Linked DNA regions of Homo sapiens: region 1 is linked to region 2. A link is an interaction called in ENCODE POLR2A ChIA-PET data of the cell type or tissue named here. Cell type or tissue: A673. All regions are shown on one strand. Links, peaks and the distances in the headings refer to the core of each region. The heading gives the core; the rest is flanking DNA.

What was found. ChIA-PET counts read pairs that join two places held together with the same protein. Peaks named below come from ENCODE experiments on the same cell type or tissue, not always from the same donor. Only the 100,000 strongest peaks of a DNase experiment are listed, where the experiment ranks them.
Region 1: POLR2A ChIA-PET joins it to region 2 with 9 read pairs; 2 of 35 experiments call an interaction of 5 or more read pairs at or near these places.

The regions. Positions count from the first base shown.
Region 1 is chr2:182,818,139-182,825,552 of GRCh38, forward strand. No RefSeq gene overlaps it. Among named protein-coding and RNA genes, the nearest start is that of FRZB, 45 kb to the right of the region's middle. RefSeq lists an enhancer at 449-1,329. In A673, for the core only: no CTCF peak of the experiment used is centred there; no DNase peak of the experiment used is centred there.
Region 2 is chr2:182,911,021-182,915,020 of GRCh38, forward strand. NCKAP1 (NCK associated protein 1) reads right to left here. Exons shown (of 31, transcript NM_013436.5): 31 at 1-4,000. Among named protein-coding and RNA genes, the nearest start is that of FRZB, 46 kb to the left of the region's middle. In A673, for the core only: no CTCF peak of the experiment used is centred there; DNase peaks (open chromatin) are centred at 961 and 1,701; H3K27ac peaks cover 3,745 bases.

The sequences.
Region 1 (7,414 bases), core at 2,504-6,503, 90 kb before region 2:
TTCATGGGGAACAATTTTTTAAAGTATTCTATTTTTAGCAATATTCAAGCTTTTACTTTCAGTATTTTCAAAATCTTACTTTTAAGAAAACATTGACCAGCAACTTTAAATACACCTCCAGTTTCTATGGACCATTTTCTATGGCCTTTCCTGGGTTAACACGAACATTACTGTTGCACACACTATGCCACCAGCGATCAGCTTTAGGGGTATAAGATGTCCCATAGGTATATTATCCCACAAATTATTTCAATAACATTTAGAACCAAGATGTCATTTGGAGCCTAGAACAGTTTATAAATTTTTTTAGGGGGAAAGTACATGTCAAAATTGTAAGATATTAGTAACAAGAGAATAACTCTACACAATTTTAAAAGCAAGTAACTTAAGTTTATGTTAACACGGCACATCTAATTGTCAACAAATGCAGCCTGTATTTTATTTTTTTAACTCAGCCTAAATGCTTCCAGTCCTTTCCTTCCACGGTGTCAAATGGAGCTGTTGTGTAGGCAAAGTGTCTTTTGTCCCATCACGTGTGGGAATTTAGTAACCTTTTCACCATGACAATTAGAAATAACAAAGAGGTATCTATTCATTCAGTATAAATTCTTAGCATTAATAGTTGGCCCAGGACTGGTAAAGTTATTAGACTGGTTCATATCTGGTTCATTGTGTTTCTGCCTTGGTAAAATAAGCATTCAGCTAGGGTTCTCATGCTTAAGGCTAGACACCAGTTAATAGGGCAAAAGGTAACAGGGCAATTTAACTTTTAGTTAAGTGTTTTTCCATTAATTGGGCCACACATTCTTACAAGCACAAGTGCACACAGTTTGGTCCTGAGAAGATTTGCAAGCGTTTTGTGTGTCTTTTGTTAGTTCCAATATACAGCTTATCCTTGATTTAGCAGACTACAGTTATACAAGACTTTTCTTAATTGCTTTTCATGCATAGTTGGGAGAAACAGCAGGCAGCCTTTAAGCAGAGGTTTTGTGGCCCAAAATGGTAGCTTCAAGTGCCTCCTTCCCAGTGTTTATTGTTGACAATTCAATTAGCATGCCAAAGCAGCTGTGCGCTGTAGCAGGCAGGGTCAACCAGACTGCACAGAAACTAATTTTACTAACAGAGGGGCAAAATTCGCTGTGCTGCATTTATCTTATGCATTTACTAAAGAGCACGACAGGAGAAAGCTAGCCAGTTCTCCCCAATTTAAATTAATCTTGTGGAAAGTCACACATGTAAGCCATTTTTGTTCCATTAGTGGCTGATGAAAAGCTATTCATTTTCTCACTCTTCAAGCTTTAATAAAAGCCACACTTGGCAACAATGAGATAAATACCTCATATTCATGAGAAGTTTTATTTTAGTGAAAAGTGACTTTTTTTTTTTTTTTGACATGGAGTATCACTCTTGTCACCCAGGCTGGTTGCAGTGGCACAGTCTCGGCTCACTGCAACCTCCACCTCCCGGGTCAAGTAATTCTCCTACCCCAGCCTTCCCAGTAGCTGGGACTACAGGTGTGTGCTACCAGGCCCAGCTAATTTTTTTTTTGTATTTTTTGGTAGAGACAGGGTCTCATCATGTTGGCCAGGCTGGTCTCAAACTCCTGGCCTCAAGCCATCCGCCTGCCTTGGCCTCCCAAAATGCTGGGATTACAAGTGTGAACCCACTGCGCTCGGCCTAAAAGTGTATTTCTTAACCAAAGAAAGCCAAAGAGAATAAGGCTCATATAAGGGTATTTTATGGATAATGCAGTCAACAAAGATAATTTGGAGAACCACAAGCATACTGAATGATTTAGTCTCTCCTGGTAGTTCAAATGTAATTGGTGAGAGACAACGCATGGTGCAGAGACATGTAGGTAAGCTGAAGGGACTCAAGGGCCAGATGGGAGAAGCTCCTTAGGGTCGGATCTGGCTCTGTAGGTGATTCTGGGGCAGCTCTCAAGCAGGTGCTCCATGTTCTGCTGGTGCAGCTGCGCTCTGGAGCCACGTGCCACTGGTTCCTGGGGGTGCATGTTAGAGCTCTGAGGTGACTGCTGGTTCTCCAAGAGTTCAGCCATGAGATTGGCCACAACAGTGTGCGTGACAACCGGACCCTTATGTGTCCCAGCCAGAAGTGGGGAGGGAAGTCACTCCTGATTCCCTGTTCAACACTGTTGACTTCTCAGGTGCTAACATTTAATATATATATATTTTTTGAGACAGGGTCTCTGTCACCTAGGCTGGAGTGGAATGATGCAATCAGTAGTTCACTGTAGCCCTGACCTCCCGGGTTCAAGCCATCCTTGCACCTCAGCCTCCTGAGTAGCTGGGACTACAGTTATGCACCATCATGCCTGTTTTGTTTTGTTTTGTTTTTTTTGTAGAAATGGGATCACACTATGTTGCCCAGGCTGGTCTTGAACCCCTGGCCTCAAGTGATCCTCCCATCTCCACCTCCAAAAATGCTGAGATTACAGGCATGAGCCACCATACCAGGCCTAATGCTTCCTTTTTAATAACTTAGGTTAGACTTTGGACATCATCTTTGACTGATGGCTACAGAAAGTCTGAGTTGGAGGCAGAGATGATAAAGGATGTAACCTCACAAAGAAATAGCATGAGGTGGCTATCTACCTGACCTATTCAATTTTCATACCTAAAATTCTACAAACAAGCAGAATTGGAAAGTTGCCTTATTTTTCTATTGTAGCACTACTGGCAAGGTTTCCTGAATCATTTTATTTTCATCCTTTCATTGTAACCACCTAACAAGTCCATTTTGCCCGCTGCCTAGACAGAGCCAATTTATTAAAACAGGGGAATTGCAGCCAAGTGCGGTGACTCACACCTGTAATCCCAGCACTTTGGGAGGCTGAGGCAGGCAGATCACAAGGTCAAGAGATCAAGACCATACTGGTCAACATGGTGAAACCCCGTCTCTACTAAAAATATAAAAATTAGCTGGGTGTGGTGGCGGGCACCTATAATCCCAGCTACTCAGGAGGCTGAGGCAGGAGAATCACTTGAACCTGGGAGGCAGAGATTGCAGTGAGCTGAAATCGTGCCACTGCACTCCAGTCTGGCGACAGAGTGAGACTCCATCTTAAAAGCAAACAAACAAAATCAAAAAACAAAAAAAAAACAGGGGAATTGCAATAGAGAAAGAGTTTAATTCATGCAGAGCTGGCTGTATGGGAGATGGAAAGTGAGGAGTGCTGATTGGTCAAGTCAGAGATGAAATCATAGGGAGTTGAAGCTGTCCTCTTGTGATGAGTCAATTCCTGGGTGGGGACCATAAGACCAGATGAGCCAGTTTATCCATCTAAGTGGTGTCAGCTGATCCATCGAGTACAGGGTCTCCAAAATATCTCAAGCACTGATTTTAATATTTACAATAGTGATATTATCCTCAGGAGCAATTTGGGGAAGTTTAGAATCTTGCAGCCTCTAGCTGCATGACTCCTAAACCATAATTTCTAATCTTGTGGCTAATTTGTTAGTCCTGCAAAGGCAATCTAGTCCCCAGGCAGAAAGGGGGGTTGTTTTGGGAAACGGCTATTATAATCTTTGTTTCAAAGTTAAATTATAAACTGAATTCCTCCTAAAGTTAGTTCAGCCTAGGCCCTGGAATGAACAAGGACAGCTTGGAGGTTAGAAGAAAAATGGAGCTGGTTAGGTCAGATCTCTTTCACTGTCATAATTTTCTCAGTTATAATTTTTGCAAAGGCAGTTTCATCATCATTCTTGCCCCTTTTCCAACCTTTCTTTAAAATGTTTTTATCTTACCATTAATTTGTACTTCTTTAGGGTTTAACATTCTAGTGCTAAGCAACCCCAAAATTGTTATTTTCACCCCTAAATTTCTTAAGTTGGCTTGCCTGTGGGCTTATATTTTTATTATTTTCTGTAAATTCCTCATCCTACCTTTTTTTCTTTTTTTCTGGATTAGACTTCTAGTCAAATGCTACCAGCCTTCAAAATAAACATTTCAGGAATTTTGTGTATGAGGGGGTACAGGATAGAAGTCCAACACAAAGATGAGATCCCCAAACTTTTAGATGAGCGGCTCTCATAAAGAAAATAGAGAATTGGAAGAAATGAGTTCTGAAATAAGATGGAAACTCATTTATACAAAATCCACTCATGGAAAACTTCACATAGACTTGAATGTTGAGATGACTGGCCTTCTTCACGTTGCAAAGTGACAGATGGCATCTCCTAAGAAGCTTTATAGCCTCATGATCTCCTTCTTAATTCCAAATTATTTAAATACCATATATTCTCTAAAAGCCTTATGAAAACTTTGTTTAATACAACTTTTACTGTGTTTTTATCTACTCATTATGTATACTAATCTGTATATTCCCTGGGAAAAGTAAGAATTTTTTGGAATATCAGCATAACAAATGACTTCTTTCTTATGGGATGTTATCTCTATTCCACAGCTTTTCAAAGTGGTCTCTAATGCTTACACCGTACACACATATGGATTTGTCAGGATCCCATATCCCCAGATCATAGTTAATTATAGCTGACACTTGGAAATTTGGTATACTTGTGAGAAATTAAAACACCAGATTAGCCAAGACTTCTCTTACTTGCTTATTTGCAAAAATATATTTTTAACTCTGGGAAAACATCTCCTAACTGAAACCTCCTAAAGTCAAGGTCTTAATCCACAGGCAACACAATATTTCACATATGCTTTTAAAGTCTGGTGTATTCATCAATTAGAATGATTCAGTGGCGGTCATTTAATTATTTCTCCCAGGCCACTGAGAAATGTAAGCAAACTCAGATAACAAAGTTAAAGTCTGATTTATTAAGGTGGTATACATATTTCACATACCTAACTCATTCCTGCACACTGGAGCGGGATTAAGTGATGCAGAATCATGGCTAAATCCATAATCTTGCTTTTATATCAACTTCAAACAGAGGTCAACACTGACATATTTACACCTATATAAAGCCATATCCATTATATTATTAAATGCCCTCCTAAATATTCCTAATAGAACTTTTTATGATGATTGCAACCCCCTGGAGACACTTCTACCCAGCCTTCAACATATTTTTACTAAGATCCTGTAGTTCCACATGAAAATAACTTTTCAATTTAGCATTTCTACTTAATCCAATTTAAAGGCTTTGTCCTGTCTCATTTAACTTACGGAATGAGAGACCAGTAATAGGAACAGAAATAGGAACTTTATATAGTTTTAAAATATGTTATATTTACCAAATACATGTGGGTGACTCTCAAATGTTTACATATAGCTCTCCCCTAAGTCACAGACTCCTATCTACTCAACATTCTCCTGCTGAGTAACTAATAAGTATCTCAAACTTATCACAACCAAATTAGAATTCCTTATCCACTCCTGACCCCATTTTTCCCTTTTTCTAGGCTTTCCTCCCCCTGGATGATAGTTGCACCACCATCAACCCAGTGGCTCAAGTCTGAAAAGTTGCTCAAGTCATCTTTGAATATTTTCCCAGCTCCCTACATCCAACTCATCAGCTAGTCCAATGATTTCAAAGTCTAATCGGTATCTTAAATCTGTCCACTTTGCTCTGTAATGCACTGCCACCAGCCTGATCCAAACCACCATCTTCTCTCACCTTTACTACAAGAGCCTCCTTTCTCTAATCATGCCTTAACCCCAGATCAGTTCTTCCTTTGGAGTCTGAGTAATCTTTTAATAACATATATCTGAGCATGTCATTCTCTTGCTTAGAACACTCCAGTGGTTTTACATACCACTTTGCTACAACCCAACTCCCTAATATGGCTACATGGCCCTTCACTTTTATTCCCGCTAATTTCTCCAACTTTACCTACTACCTTTCTCTCCATTCCCCAACTACTCCATGCTCACGTCCTCTGATTGGCAAGGCAATTTCCAGCTTCAGAATTTTCAAACGGTCCTTCAACCCACCTGAACTGCTGTCCCCACATCCAGCATGGCAAGCTCCTTCTTATCCTGTGAAAATCAACTGAAATCTCTCCTCCTCCTAGAAGTCTTCCCTAGCTACTAAGTGTGAATCCAGATTTTGTGAACCCTGAAGCTTATACAACTTGGTAGAAACGTTTTTATAGAAAAATAACGTATTAAAGCCTTAAATGTGCACACTTTGCAAAAACACATGATCATGGAAATACTCAGGGCCTTAGAAGAGGCCAGTACAAGTGAAGGACCCTTAAGCTTTGCCTCATGAACTTTACAATGATTCTAACTCTGTGACTACCCTTATTAAGCAGGTTTTCTCCTCCTGCCACCTCTATCTCTGATATTCTTTATTGCATCTTATTAAAAGTAATGGCAAAAATCGCAATTGCTTTTGCACCAACCTAATATTTATTTCTTAGCACTTCTCACAGTTTGTCACCTGTGTGCCATCTGCCTCTTACATTTGTCACCTGTGTGCTGTTTGGCTCTGCCTTTGTGTACATTGCAGCAGGGTAGATACTGCGAGTCCACCCATTACCATAGCTGGCATTTGACACAGTAGCACTCGGTTAAGACTTGTCATTGAATGAATAACAACATGTCCTTTGAGATTAATTGTGCTAGATAAAAGCAAATAACTATTTAACATTTTAAAGTTGCCATGTCATTAAAGCAGCTTTTTTTCCTTCCCTTGCTATCTTAAGAAGCTGACAGCGTGACACAATTTCTGGGGCAGGGGAAACTATTGTTATACCCTATCTACTCCAAGCCTCAGGAATTTTTAAAGCCACAGCCTAATTTCAGAGACAAATAAGCAGCTGTTCATGAGGGTTCAGCCTAGTTACCTGGTCAAAATCACCATGCTCGGTGTTTAGAGGAAGAGCTCTGCTTCAAACTGGCTTCTGGCCGTGGTGACGCTTGACTGGGGCTAGGGTGCCAGCAGCCATCCTGGAGCTCAAGACGCTTCCTGGGCTCAGGCCTACCCTCTCCGGATACATTGGTGCACCTGTTCCCTCTTATCTGATTTTTTTTAGTCAGCCTGTTCTCATCACTGCAAGATGTTTCCCCACTTTCTGGGCTGTGGCTCTCAAAAGGGGATCAGGCAAGGGGCCTGTAGTTTGTCTAACCCCTCCCAAGGAGAGCTAACACCTGCACACAGACAGGTAGAGGTGTTATTTGAAGCTAATTCCTTTCTTCCCGAACCCATAGGAGAAAACCAGCATGAGATTTTACTAAGACTTGCTAGGATGATATTCAATCTAAATTTGAAGTACTTTCAAACTTGGCTTTTTAAGTTAAAGGGCTGAACAAATACTTGGGGAAAATTATAACATCTATAATTGTAGCAAAATGTTTCACATAATTTGACATCTTGTGCTAAAATCTGCACTGTAAATTGCCAATAGCAGAAATTATTAAATTCTAGAACTATCTACAAATGGAGACTATTAAATGTCTTCCAGTGCACTTTTAAAAAAT
Region 2 (4,000 bases), core at 1-4,000:
TTCCCGGCCATGATGGGATGGGAGGTTGGGCACATCTCATTATACCCCCTCCTCACTAACTACCATTAGGTGTTCTTTCCTAAGAGTTAAACAGAAACCAGCCCTTTGGAAAGACCTGTTGCACCTCTGATTACAACCAACCTCATGACTACCCCTCCCTTTTTGCTCTTTGACAACTGACCAGCATTCCTTCCTATTAAGGGAGTCCACTGACCATGGAGTGGTTCTGGCCAGTCTAGGGAAGATGCAGTGAGGGTTTTTGTGTCCTCTGCTTCACCTTTTGATGTCAGAGGGCTGAAAATCCCACCCTTGGATCATGCTAACACCACTAAGCCTTACATAGTGGGGAATTCAAACACATGGGAAGGGGATTAATTCACAAAACAGCCTATACTATATGAATAAGACCAAAAAATGGCCATCAGTTCATGACTTTATTAACTTATATAGTTAATACATGTTTTATATACTGTTATAAACAGACTATGTGAAAAAATTTGAAATATAAACTCTTAAACCATGAAAACATAAGTCAAAATTCTGTTACTTCAAATGTTAAATATTTCAGTCATCTATGAATGGCCATCATAATGATTTGAAACTAGCAAAGTTATCAGTTAGGTTTGCTATATCCTTTTTTTTCTCCCAAGCTGTTTGAGCTTTTATGTTAACACCTATACTACTACAATGAGAAAACAGATTGCTGTTGATGGGAATTATTAAAAAAAAACAAAACAAACAGAACCGCTTTTGGAGAAACTTGCCCTTATATACTCTCTTATAATTGCCTCAACAAATTCAAGATGGTTATACTTTTTAAAAAAGTTTTTCATGATTTTATTAGAAAGCAGTAACTGCATTTCTGGTAGGCCTTTCTGATAGGTCACTTGAGAATGACTTTTGCATTATTCATGCATTTTCCACAATAGACACTTCATGTCTTTGAATTATTTTAGTTGGAGTAGGAAATGCAAACAAATCGGCAAATGGACTTAGCCCTTGAAAGCTTATGTCCAGCTGAGTAGTTATATCAATCACATCATGAAAAATTCCTTTTACCTAAAAAACTGCTGAAGTTCAGAGGTTGTAATTTTTTTTTCTCAGCATAGGACAGACTGAAAAAGAAAATGAAGACCATCTTAAAATATCTTTGGATATTGGCAAAAATTTAGGGAGCTTTTTGATATGAGAAAAATATGCTTTTGCCTTTAAGGCAACATGTTGCCCATTACGTATTAATAAACTGGATTCAACAAAGACATTCTTACCCATTGCTAAAAATCAACCAACTATAAACAGTTACCACAGTTCTGTTTTTGCCAGTGCCAAAAAGATTTCCAAATCTTTTCAGCTAAAAAGCCAGCAAAGATCAAAGAGTTTTCACATGAGCTCTCTATGTGGCAATGAGATACAAGTGCCATCTTTTAGCACATTATAATAATCCTGTTGTGCAGTACTCCTTTCCAATGACCTGTAAAAATTATATATTCAGAAAGGCATTTTTCTCAGCAAAAGGGAAAAAGTACGAATTAGGAAAGGTACATTTAACAAGCTCAATGATCTATTATAAGTTAATACACTTTTTCCCCATTCTGTGGAGTTCAGAATTATAAATGCTTGGCTAGTTAGCCATAATAAAAATGGAATTTGAATGTTAGAGTGCAACCTGACAAAATGATTTATTACTCCTTCGTCATTGAAACTAATACACGCTCTAACCTTTATAGCTTTTCACTTACTCTGTTAAGCATGCCTTGCACCAAATTAAAATATGTGCACTAGCACAATACTATAGACAGATCTCAAAACCAAAGAAAGATAGAGGAAGAAAGGAAGGAAGGAAGGAAGGAAGGAAGGAAGGAAGGAAAGAATTCAGCCAGATGAACTTTAGTTAAGTGCAATTTATGTTTTTGCTAATGGCATCATACTAATTTTCCAATGCATTCACCTATCCATTGGCCATGGTTACTATCATTGAAACTTTCACTTGAGCCTCTGTTCAGTTTTGACGTTACCATGTTGAATAGTTGTTATTTGTTTTACTGTCTGCCTCCTTCATCAGATGATGAGTAGTGACCCTAGTTTTACAGTCAAGATCAAACATGTAAAGTCTGTCTCCTCCACTATATTATAAGCTCTGTGACATCAAGGACCAAATCTGGTTCATGTACATGCCAAGCATTTAGGACACTATGTCCTGTGTATTTATTGATTCAACAAATATTTATTGAGGACTGTTGTGGCTTGAATGTGTCCCCGAAAAGTTCATGTGTTGGAAATTTGGTCCCCAGTGCAGCAGTGTTGAGAGGTGGGACTTCTGGGAGGTGATTGGTTCACAAGAGCTCTGCCCTCATGAGTGAATGAATTTATTTCTAGATTAATGGATTGATGGGCTATCAAGGGAGTGGGTTAGTTACCACAAAAGTGAGTCTGTTATAAAAGTCAGTTTGGCTCTCTCTGGTGAATCCCACCCCCACACCATGTGATGCTCTGTGTTACCTCAGGACTCTACAGAGACCCCACTAGCAAGAAGGCCCTCACTAGATGAGAACCCTTGACCTTGTACTTCCCAGCATCTAAAATGGTAAGCAATAAATTTCTTTACTTTATAAATTACCCAGTCTCGGGTATTCAGCTATAGCAACAAAAAATGAACGAAGATAAGGACCTTCTCTGCACAGGGCCCTTTTGATTGCAAGAAATATAATCTAGTCAAATTAATTAAAATGAAAAAAGAGTCTACTTCCTAATTCTCATCCTCTCATGCTTCTTTGCTTCTCTGTCTGCATCTGCCTCATTCTTTTTTCCTGATCAGCACTCTGATGCTCTCTGCCCCCACAGCCTGTGGAAATACAGGAAACTTCACAATGGTGCACAGTCCATACTCCATGAAACTTTCTGCTTAAGTAGCCCCCACAACCCTCAGCCTCTTGGTTCTAACTTAGTGAGAAAACTCTGATAAGAACCCACCATTTACAAGCTATTGGACTAACTCCCCTTGGATCAGTTTTCTTCCCTCATTTAATCAGTTGTAGCCAGGGAGAAGTCACATATTGGTATCAGAGTGTGCAGTCACAGAAGGAACTCCCTTTAGCAGTATCTCCCCTTAAATGAAGTTATAGTTAGGGCAGGTAATCGTAGACAAGACTAGTTAAACTGTGTTTTTAGTTAGCTTTGTTTTGTATTTTATCATTCTGTCCTCAGTATCTAGCACATAGTAGGTATTTTAAAAACTATATTCATTGAACTGATGTTAGGATATGACATAATATATTATTTCTAACTTTTATAGTTTATGTGAAATGGGGAAGGCAAGTGGAGGGAGCTGACGTTTTGGACTCTGGACAGATACAATACATACCTGCTGCCAGGATGAATAGATTAAAACAGGCAATTTCTATTTCTTTAACTTTCCTACTCAAGCATTGTTTTTAAATGAAAACTAACTCAGCATATCAAGCTTTAAAAAACCAATTAAAAAATTAAAAGAGGAAATGGAGATACTCTAGTATGCAATTTATATGAAACCCATTACCCACTATAACCATCTTTGAGGACACTCTGCATTTTAGAAGTGCCACAATAGCATATTCTCTCCTTTTCTGGTTCCCTTTAAAACTTAAGTCACTTAGAATGACATGAGGGGTTCTATTACTAATTTGAAGAGTAAAAAGAGTAAAAAGGAACAAATTCCCCTCTAATAAATTACCCCCACAGAAAATATGCTGTGAGGTGGGAAAGGCTGATGGCTAGACCGACACTGCAGAGTTCCATTGGTAGAGATGCGCTTTGTGTAATGTTGGGAGCAAGTAATGATTTTTCCTCTTTGTTCTTGTGGAGGGATGCTTTGGGTGCTCAGAGGAGCATTGACTACCTTTTCCATCCCTTCCCTTTAAAGAAATCAGATTTTGTAAACAGTGAAAAAACCAAGAGCAGATGTGATCATTTAAGCTGGGAATGCAGCCATACCGGGTGTCAGAGCATGTTGTGAGCACCTCTA